Regions from separate parts of the Homo sapiens genome. Here region 2 is linked to region 1. The links are chromatin loops, found by intact Hi-C in ENCODE. Cell type or tissue: heart left ventricle. All regions are shown on one strand. Links, peaks and the distances in the headings refer to the core of each region. The heading gives the core; the rest is flanking DNA.

Region 1 (4,401 bases), core at 328-4,327:
TTCCACTGTGATTCAAGCCCTGATTTGTGGCCTTTGCCTATTTTCATGATATCAATACCTCCACCGTGGCTGATTGCAAGCTACCAATGACGTATCATAGAATGTGGCACTGGGGAGGGATGTGCAGCCGCACCCCATTATTGTACCCCATTATGTAGTACTTCTGCCATGCAGATATAATAGATAAATAATCTTAAAAGCATAGATAACAGTCAAATACATTTGTAAAAGAGTTAAGAAGTGATGCATTTTGAGTATTCATTGCCTTTGCTTTTAAGATTATTGAATCATGAGTGCATGTAATGTCTAATAACATCAATGTTTAACTGGCTTAGAAAAATCCTGAAATTTCAAAAGTGACCTCTTACAAACAGTACGTGTCAGCTCCTACTTATTATTCCTCCTCATGAGTCCATGGAAACAGCCTCTCTGGGAAGAAGGCAGAGAGCAGGAGACAGGTCGTGGTACAGAAGGAAGTGACTGGCAGAAGTACATGGATGGCATCTCAGTTCAATCTCTCTTTATTATTTTGGCATAATTCAAAGTTCATATCTCACTTCATCTCAAAAACAATATGCATATCTGTCCTTGGCTTCATTTTCCTCCTACCTCTTCAGACATCTCTTCTCTGGCTCTTCCCCTTAACCCCTAACTGGGGGCTTTCTACCCTGTCTTTGCACACCATTTATCCTCTCTATAATGACAACTCCTAAATCTAAGAAATGGGCACATTTCCCCTGCTAAGCTACAGACCTGTGTATTTACGTACTTCCTAGATATTGCCCCATGCATGGCCCACCATCACCTTAAATTCAAGATATCCAAAACAATTCTCCATCAAAAAAAAATTCTTTATAGCCAAATGGAAGTGTGCTGTAATGAGAGGCATGGACTTTGATTCTAGTGCCAAATTGTAGGTCTTAATGAGCTTGCTGACTGTGAGCACGTCACTGATTCTCCCTCATCTCAGAGTTTTGCCATCTCATAAACAGGCTTGACCTCGATTAATGGGTTTTACTCCACAATCCATGGGGCCCTTTATTCTGTGGGTCCACCTCAGAAGCTGTCCAAACATCAAGAGAGAAGTGGCCTTGGTCCAGTCCTGGGCACCCCATCTCCCATCACCAAGGGCCATCTGTCTTTCATCTTTTCATATGTTAAAGTTCCATGAACTATTTCTTCTCTGAAGTAGTCATCCACTAATTCATTGATTCACTGTGAATCATGAATAAGATCATGATCACTCAGGAACCCTCTAGGTCTAGCATTCCGTGATTCTTCGGTTAGTGCTCACGCTTCTGGAATGAAAAGTACAAAGGTACAGGGGCAGCAGCTGGAGATGACAGCACAGTCTGTTGCCATGTGTAGTTCATGGCGCAGGGTCAGGGCAGAAACTCCTTAATATTAAACTTAGTGTACAGTAACTCTAATGCCTGATATTTGATTTGCATTAAGCACTGACAAGAACCTTTCATGTCTATTTCTGCCCTGGGGTCCTAAAACATAAATTTTAACATTCCTTGCTTCTCCTTGATGATCATTCCCACATAGAAATGGAACTGCATTAATAATGATTGTTGAAAAAATGAATAAATGATTGTTGAATGAATAACCGAATGAATGCCACCAGGGAAAATTATTGTCTCCATTTCATTTTAGGGCCTGAACTTTAGGAGAATAAAGTTATCCTAAAGAGAGCTGTTGGAACCTGCCTTTCTAACCAGCTTCCTATTTTCTAGAAAAGGGGTCACTGTTTGTAGGAATTGTCTAGGATTCCTGAGAACTGCCATCAAACATTCATTTTGCTTTTCCTATTGCTAAGCATTATCAGACAGAGACACAGCTTCTACACAAAGGAAGATGGTAGGGCATTGTCTGTTCAGGGCTGCTAGATCAATATTATAGTTTTATTTATCTATTAATTTATTTGGATTTCTAAGCAGCTCTACCTTTTGTTACGATGATTATATGGCAAAATGCAAAACAACTTGACAGGACTTTGCTATCTAGACTTTTGATAATGATCTCTAAAAGCCAACTCATTTCATTTGCGTCCTTTTATGAATAATACAAAAAAATCCAAACCTTAACTAGTGTTTGTCACAGTCAGTGGGTACTTCATGAGCCAAGAGTGCATAGAAAGGTATTTTTGGTTCATTACTAGGTTTCTATAATTGACCTGACATTTTGTGAGAGCAATCATGTTTGTTAAGGAGAAACTCAAGCCAATGCTGTAGTTGCAAAGTTCTCCTTACTATTACCCTGGGAAACAAATTCATCAGAAGTGTGCAGATGTGTTTTATGTGTGCGTACACACATACATCCCTATGCATACACAAGCATGTACACACATTGGCATGGGTCGACCTGATAAAATATATGCAGTGTTCTCTTTGTCCAAATCCAGCTGGTCATCTAGGGACTGTATAGAAAATTTGCCAGTGCCTGCAGCCCTACTCCATGTTTCCCTTTTTCTCTGCAGCTTGAGCCTCACCTTAAGGCCTAAGTGAGATATGCATTCTGTCCCAAATGATGGCTCATGGGGACAGAACATTTCTGAGTCTTCCTTTCTGACCCTCTAGTTATATGGCAGTGATTGCACTGAGGGAAAACCAGGAAATAACAAAGGAAACTGCTTAAGCAAGTTGTGTTTGGGAAGATTAGAAAAGGGAGTGCACAGGAGGATGAAGCTGAAGTCTCTGAGGAGGTAATCTTGTTCAAATAATAGCTTTTCTTGTAACCATATTTTGTCAAATTGGTTATTTCTGATGATGTATCCCCAATTTTCTGAAATGTTTTAAAACTTACATTGTAGCTTTCTCTCATTTCCTTATTCCTATGTTCTCATTCTGGTCCATCATCTGTTCATTTATTCAGTCCATTCTTTGTGTATTCATTCAATTATTCTTTCAAGTGACATTTACTGATAATTAAAACTGTTAAAATCACTGACGTCAAGGTCTATGAGCAAAACTGAACCAAACCAAAACAAGAACTAAACTAGAATCCGTTGTGGCGGGATTGACCACTAGGTGGTATGTCCATTCTTTGGCCTTACTGGGGATTTAGGCATTTGTTTTGGTTATGTGCCTTGTTAAATATTCATCATGTCAAAATGGTGGTAGTAACATGAACACAATCAAGAAAATATGAAGAGAGTGATATAAATTATATTTGGAGCTCAGAGAGGGGCCAGGAAGACTTTACATGTTGGATTGCTTCTGCCTTAGGCAGAAAAGAAGTTGCAGAGCGTTCTAGGAGGAGTGAAATACTTGAGTAGGGGCTGGGAAGCAATAAAGCAAGTGGTATTTTCAAGTTTATGCATCCACAAGATCAGTGTTCAATATTTAAAATGTTCAATGTGTAAACTCTATCATGGAAAGATTTTTGAGGAAGTAGCTTGTAAAAAGTTGCATATTTCTATTTGTTGCTAGGGTTACCTAACCAACAGGTTCTTGGCTAAGCAAAAAACTACAGTCTGTAAATTAGATATTCTGGAATAAAAAATTTGGGGAAAGAGGAAAAGGACTCATGCTCCCAAGAAGGCCAAGTGAAAAGTGATATCCTTCTGATAGGGAAAGAAGTCATGAGTCATTAGTCTGGACTGCTATAGTAATGATAATAATAGTAAGAATAATAATAGCCACCATTTGTGGATCACTTACTGCAAACCAGGAACTGTGTTAAATCCTTCTCATGTGCAAGCTGCTCCTTTAACCTGCGTGGCAACCCGGGGTGACTAGCTGTTAGTATAGCAGTTCCTTGCCCAAGTTTCTCAGTATCTTTCAGCCTCAGTTTCCTGTTGGGCAAAATAGAGATTACGGGACAGTGGGAACATTAAATGAGGCTATGCTTGTTATGTGGTTAGCATGGTGTCAAGCAGGGAGTAACAGGTCAGTGAGAATTATAGTATTAGCTACTATTAGCATTTCTCCTTCCTCGTTAGTATTTTTCCTTCCCTGAGGAGGAAACAGAGAATTAGGAGGACCAAGCTGAATATAAGCAGTACCTGAGAGCATTCTTGGAAGATTATGCTTTCGTGAGCTCCTCTTAGAACTGAAAATTGATGATGAGAGAGACAGACTGTCACCAATGCATGACTATCACCTTGTCATTATTAAAGCACTTTCCACTAGTTTATATTATTTTATTCTCATAAGCTCTGTGAGGGCCAGGATTTGGGTCTTCTCTTGTCCCTTGCTACATCCTCATCTATATCAGTGGCTGGCACATTATCTTTGTTGACGACTGACCTTTCCTTTTCCTCTTTCTTTGCCTGGCAAACTGTTACTTGCCCATCAGGATCCATGGGGACATTGACGCTCCTCCATCACTCTCACCTCCAGTCCTCTCTTCCCACACAACTCTTAGTTCATACAGTGGTCACAGTACCTCCATGCT
Region 2 (4,401 bases), core at 79-4,078, 690 kb after region 1:
AAGTTTTCCCTAAAATGAATTTCTGGCCTAGAAAATCAGATCCTGCTGTGTTCACACTTGGCCTCAATTTCCTCAGGCTTCTGGGTCATTAAGGAGGAGCTTTATCACCTGGCTGCAGGGTGGAGGAAGCCAAGATTCTGGACCGATAGCCTCCCACAGCTGCGTTAGTATTCCACAAAGGCGCAACCAGAAGATAGCAAGGAACTTTCACACTTGGCTTTAATTTCTCTCTGCACATTTTGTTAGCGATAAAGACCATCATGTTTTTTCTTTCTCCACCTTTTTTGCTTTTAGAATTCTGAATAGATGTTTTCATCACGTGGCTAAGTAAAACTGGAATAGCTGAGATTTCCAGAATTCAGTTAGAAGATCTGATAAGCATCTAAAACTTGTCCTAAGGTAGGGGGAGAAGTGTTTAGCTTGGAAATATAACTCGGAGTTCCCAGTCTTCCTCAAGTAGGTACTTGGGGAGATACTGAAGTAGGAGGAAGATGATTCCTACAAACCACGCCGAACAACAGACAGTTCAGAGATCTTTGTGCCTCTTGACTCAAAAAGGCAACTAAAAGATTTCTAAAGCATTATCCCCATCCCTCCCCCATCAAACTTTTTTATTGGGTATAGAAAAACATGAGGAAGGTCAGGTGCTGTGGCTCAGGTCTGTAATCCCAGCACTTTGGGAGGCTGAGGTGGGGGGGCAGATTACAGGAGGTCAGGAGTTCAAGACCAGCATGGCCAACGTGGTGAAACCCCATCTCTACAAAAAATACAGAAATTTTCTAGGCATGGTGGCATGTGCCTGTAATCCCAGCTATTTAGGAGGCTGAGGCAAGAGAATCGCTTGAACCCAGCAGGCAGAGGTTGCGGTGAGCCGAGATCATGCCACTGCACTCCAGCCTGGGCGACAGAGTGAGACTGTCTCAAAAAAAAAAAAAAAAGAAAGAAAGAAAAAAGAAAAAATTAGAAAGTACCTTCACTAGATTTAGAAGTAAGCCCTTAGGCATAGATGGTCAGCTGAGCCTTTTTAAAAAAGGAAGTTGCTTAATGAGATCGGTTTCCACCACTCAGTGTTAGAGTTTTGTGCCTCCAGTTTTATAAAATAATGTAAATTATTCCCAGCCGCAGAGAAGAAAGGACAGAAAATGAAAATTAGCAGGGTACAGAAGTCCATTCTGCTGAACAATGGAAGAAAAACCACACAGGGATTTGGTACCATTAAACTCTGGGGCAATTTTCTGCTCATTTCTCCATCTCCTCTCTTTCTGGTGGTAATCAAAGGAACGAGCTCCAGATAGGAAAGTCTTCCCTGTAATTAATTTAAACAAGTTCAGTAGACTCCAATTATCTAGTCTGCTACAACATGGAGAAATGACTGGGAAAGGAACTCCTGGGCAACTGGAATGAATTCCATGATGGCTTTATTAAGGAGTACATGTAACAAATCCAAAGTCTTTAAGCTTATCCTTTTGGGGGGCTTTTAAAAGTTATGTCTTTATAATAAAATAAAAGCTGGGGACCATGTTTACCTCTATCTCAAGTGTTAAGCTGAACCATTGATTTATTTCCTTAGAGTGATGCATTACTGCCACCTAATGGTCATGTACCTGCATTGAAGGGGTTAAGAAGTAAGGAAATGATTTAAATAGACTTACCACCACCACTGGTCACCCGTCTTAAAAAAAAAAAAAAAAAAAAACAAAAAACACCTTATAGTAACCTTTTTTTTTTTTTTTTTTTTTTTTTTTTTTGGTTTGTGCTGGATGCGGTGGCTCACGCCTGTAATCCCAGCTCTTTGGGAGGGCGAGGCAGATGGATCACCTGAGGTCAGGAGTTCGAGACCAGCCTAGTCAACATGGTGAAACCCCATCTCTACTAAAAATACAAAAATTAGCCGGGCGTGGTGGTGGGTGCTTCTAATCCCAGCTACTCAGGAGGCCAAGGCAGGAGATTTGCTTGAACCTGGGAGGCAGATGTTGCAGCGAGCTGAGATCACGCCACTGCACTCCAGCCTGGGCTACAAGAGCTAGACTCCATCCCAAAAAAACAAAGAAAAAAAAGTTTGATGGATGAAGCAGATGAGTTACTGTGGATCAGGACTGTGGAAAGCCCGCCAGTTAGACAAGGGATGTTGCCCTCACCCAAAGAGCAGATAAACACCATTGGTGCTGTTTGAGCTGGGCGGGGCAGATGATACCAGATCTTTAGCAAGATGAGTTTCACACCTGTGTACAGGAAGAAGCGTGTGAAAACAGGTCAAGAGGATCCTGAAATAAACCAAGTGTGAGAGTATCAAGGTGACAAAAGGGTAATGGAGGCTGGAATGTGAAGTTAGAGATAATCATTTTTTTAAATTATATTAAATTATATTTTATATTATATATATTAAATATTGATTTATTTTTTATAATTTATAATGATTTATATTAAATATCGACTGTTTGCCAGGCACCATAGTTAAAATGAGATAGACCAGTTCTCTCTCTCAAGAAGCTCCCACATCAAGTAGCCCTTGATGTGATTCACTCTGTGGTCTGCAGAAGTTGCCCCACCTCTCTGGTCCCCAGTCTCCTCTGTTACAGGGAAAAAGATTGCTCTGGGAGTTTTCAGAAGCCCCTTTGACTCCCAATAGGAACTTGCCTGGAGCAGGTACTTCCAAGGGAATGAGAGGAAAAGCACAGTGTTTAGCTGAGATAGGGGTAAATATGGTCCCCATCTTTTATTTTATTATAGAGATATAACTTTTAAATGATAGCTTTGTGTAGGTGATAGTGGAGCTGAGTGAGCTAAAGATTTTTTTTTTAATCTCATGATCTGAGTCTAGCTATCTGGAGTGGAGCAGGAAATGTGGTATCACTGATATGTAAAGAAATCAGTAAGGAGGGGCTCATTTGCAGATAAAAGGGAATAAAACCAGGGCAGGCATGCAGACACCATCATGGTAGCTAGACATATAAATGCAGAGATCCAAGATACCAACTTCAGCTTGGAGGGAGAAACAAGATCAAAGGAAGAGGGTTCAGCAGTTCTGTGCATGACACTGGGTCAGATCTCTTCCCTAGAACAAGATGCTCAATGGCTGTGTGCCCCAGAACAAGGTGCTCAGTGTCTCTGAGCTTCATGTCACTGTTGTGTAAAAGCAGCACTATGATAGGGGCCTCTTCATAGAGCAGCATTGAGTATCTTTGGTTTAACATGAGAAGAGTGACTGGCCCTGTAAGCTTCAGCAGATACTAACTAGTATCATTATAGCTCCTCCTCCTCTTCATGATGATTTATAGAATTGGTCAATTTTTCCAGGGAAAAGCAGTAGAGATGAGAGTAAGAGGATGCATTCATTCCATGCCTGCAAGACAGCCCAGCTGGGGAAGGTGAACTTCAGTGGTGGGGAGGAGTGAAAGGAATAGAAAATAGAGATTTGGGGAGGATAGGGTGGACTGGTTCCACACCTCTGAGACAGCAAAGACTCCAAGAAGTTTCTGAGCAAAGGTCACAGGACTTGATGATTTGGAGGTTACTGATGACTTTCGAAAGAGCAGCCAGTGAGGAATACAGGATTCTTCGTATGGAGACAGATTACAGAAAGAAGTCAAGTGAAGCAACAATATGCTCCTAGATACCGAATTTCCACAGCCTGGCAATCCTCAACAAAAGGGAGACCTGGGCTAGTTTTAGACTCGAGAATAGATCAAGGGCAATGTGTGTATGATCAGCAGGCTGCAGCTTCCATATTAACCTACGTTTTAAATGTCTTACATTCCTCTGGACAAAATAAATCAGCCCGGATGGAATTCGTTGCCACAATGATCTATAATGATCTATGATATGTCTTCTCATTTATAATGTCAAGCCCTTGGAGATAGGAGGCCCTCAATGTTTCTTTGAGACCTGAGATGAGAGGATGATCAATGAAAGTAAACGAAGAGGATCATGGTAAAGATCTCATGGTACCAAGAGGAAAACAACTGATAAACAGGGCTCATGGAAGTCCCTGTCCGCTGGGCAAAGGAGAAACGGCTCCCTTACCTGATCACACATCTTCGTCATGTCCTTCAGGGCCCCAGATCCTGTTCTAATGCAGAGCAGGAAGATGGTGACTTTTTGAAATTTCTGGAAATATCACTCGGTGAATCAAAGCAAATTAATTCTCTCTTTTAGTCACTCTGAGCCTGGATTTCCAGTCCTTGGAATTTCGCTTCTACCAACAGTTCTTTCAGAGTCATTTATGGTTCTAAATACACAGGATGCAGTTCCCACATCACCTCCCCTCATAACACCATGGGATGAATAATCATGGTGAAGACAAGGATCTGTGGCCAAATGATGGTTTCAAGTCCCTGTTCTGCAACTTGCCTAATGTGTCATCTTGGACAAATCCTTTATCCTCACTGCACCTTCGTTTTG

What was found. Peaks named below come from ENCODE experiments on the same cell type or tissue, not always from the same donor. Only the 100,000 strongest peaks of a DNase experiment are listed, where the experiment ranks them.
Region 2: a loop joins it to region 1, with 2.9 times the contacts of the local background. A loop is called at or near these places in 2 of 110 quality-filtered maps.

What each region holds. Positions count from the first base shown.
Region 1 is chr16:82,752,743-82,757,143 of GRCh38, forward strand. The region is part of intron 1 of CDH13 (cadherin 13); the gene reads left to right. Among named protein-coding and RNA genes, the nearest start is that of MIR8058, 66 kb to the left of the region's middle. In heart left ventricle, for the core only: no CTCF peak of the experiment used is centred there; no DNase peak of the experiment used is centred there; H3K27ac peaks cover 1,456 bases.
Region 2 is chr16:83,445,379-83,449,779 of GRCh38, forward strand. The region is part of intron 6 of CDH13 (cadherin 13); the gene reads left to right. Among named protein-coding and RNA genes, the nearest start is that of CDH13-AS1, 48 kb to the left of the region's middle. In heart left ventricle, for the core only: CTCF peaks have their summits at 1,582 (motif pointing left) and 1,781; no DNase peak of the experiment used is centred there.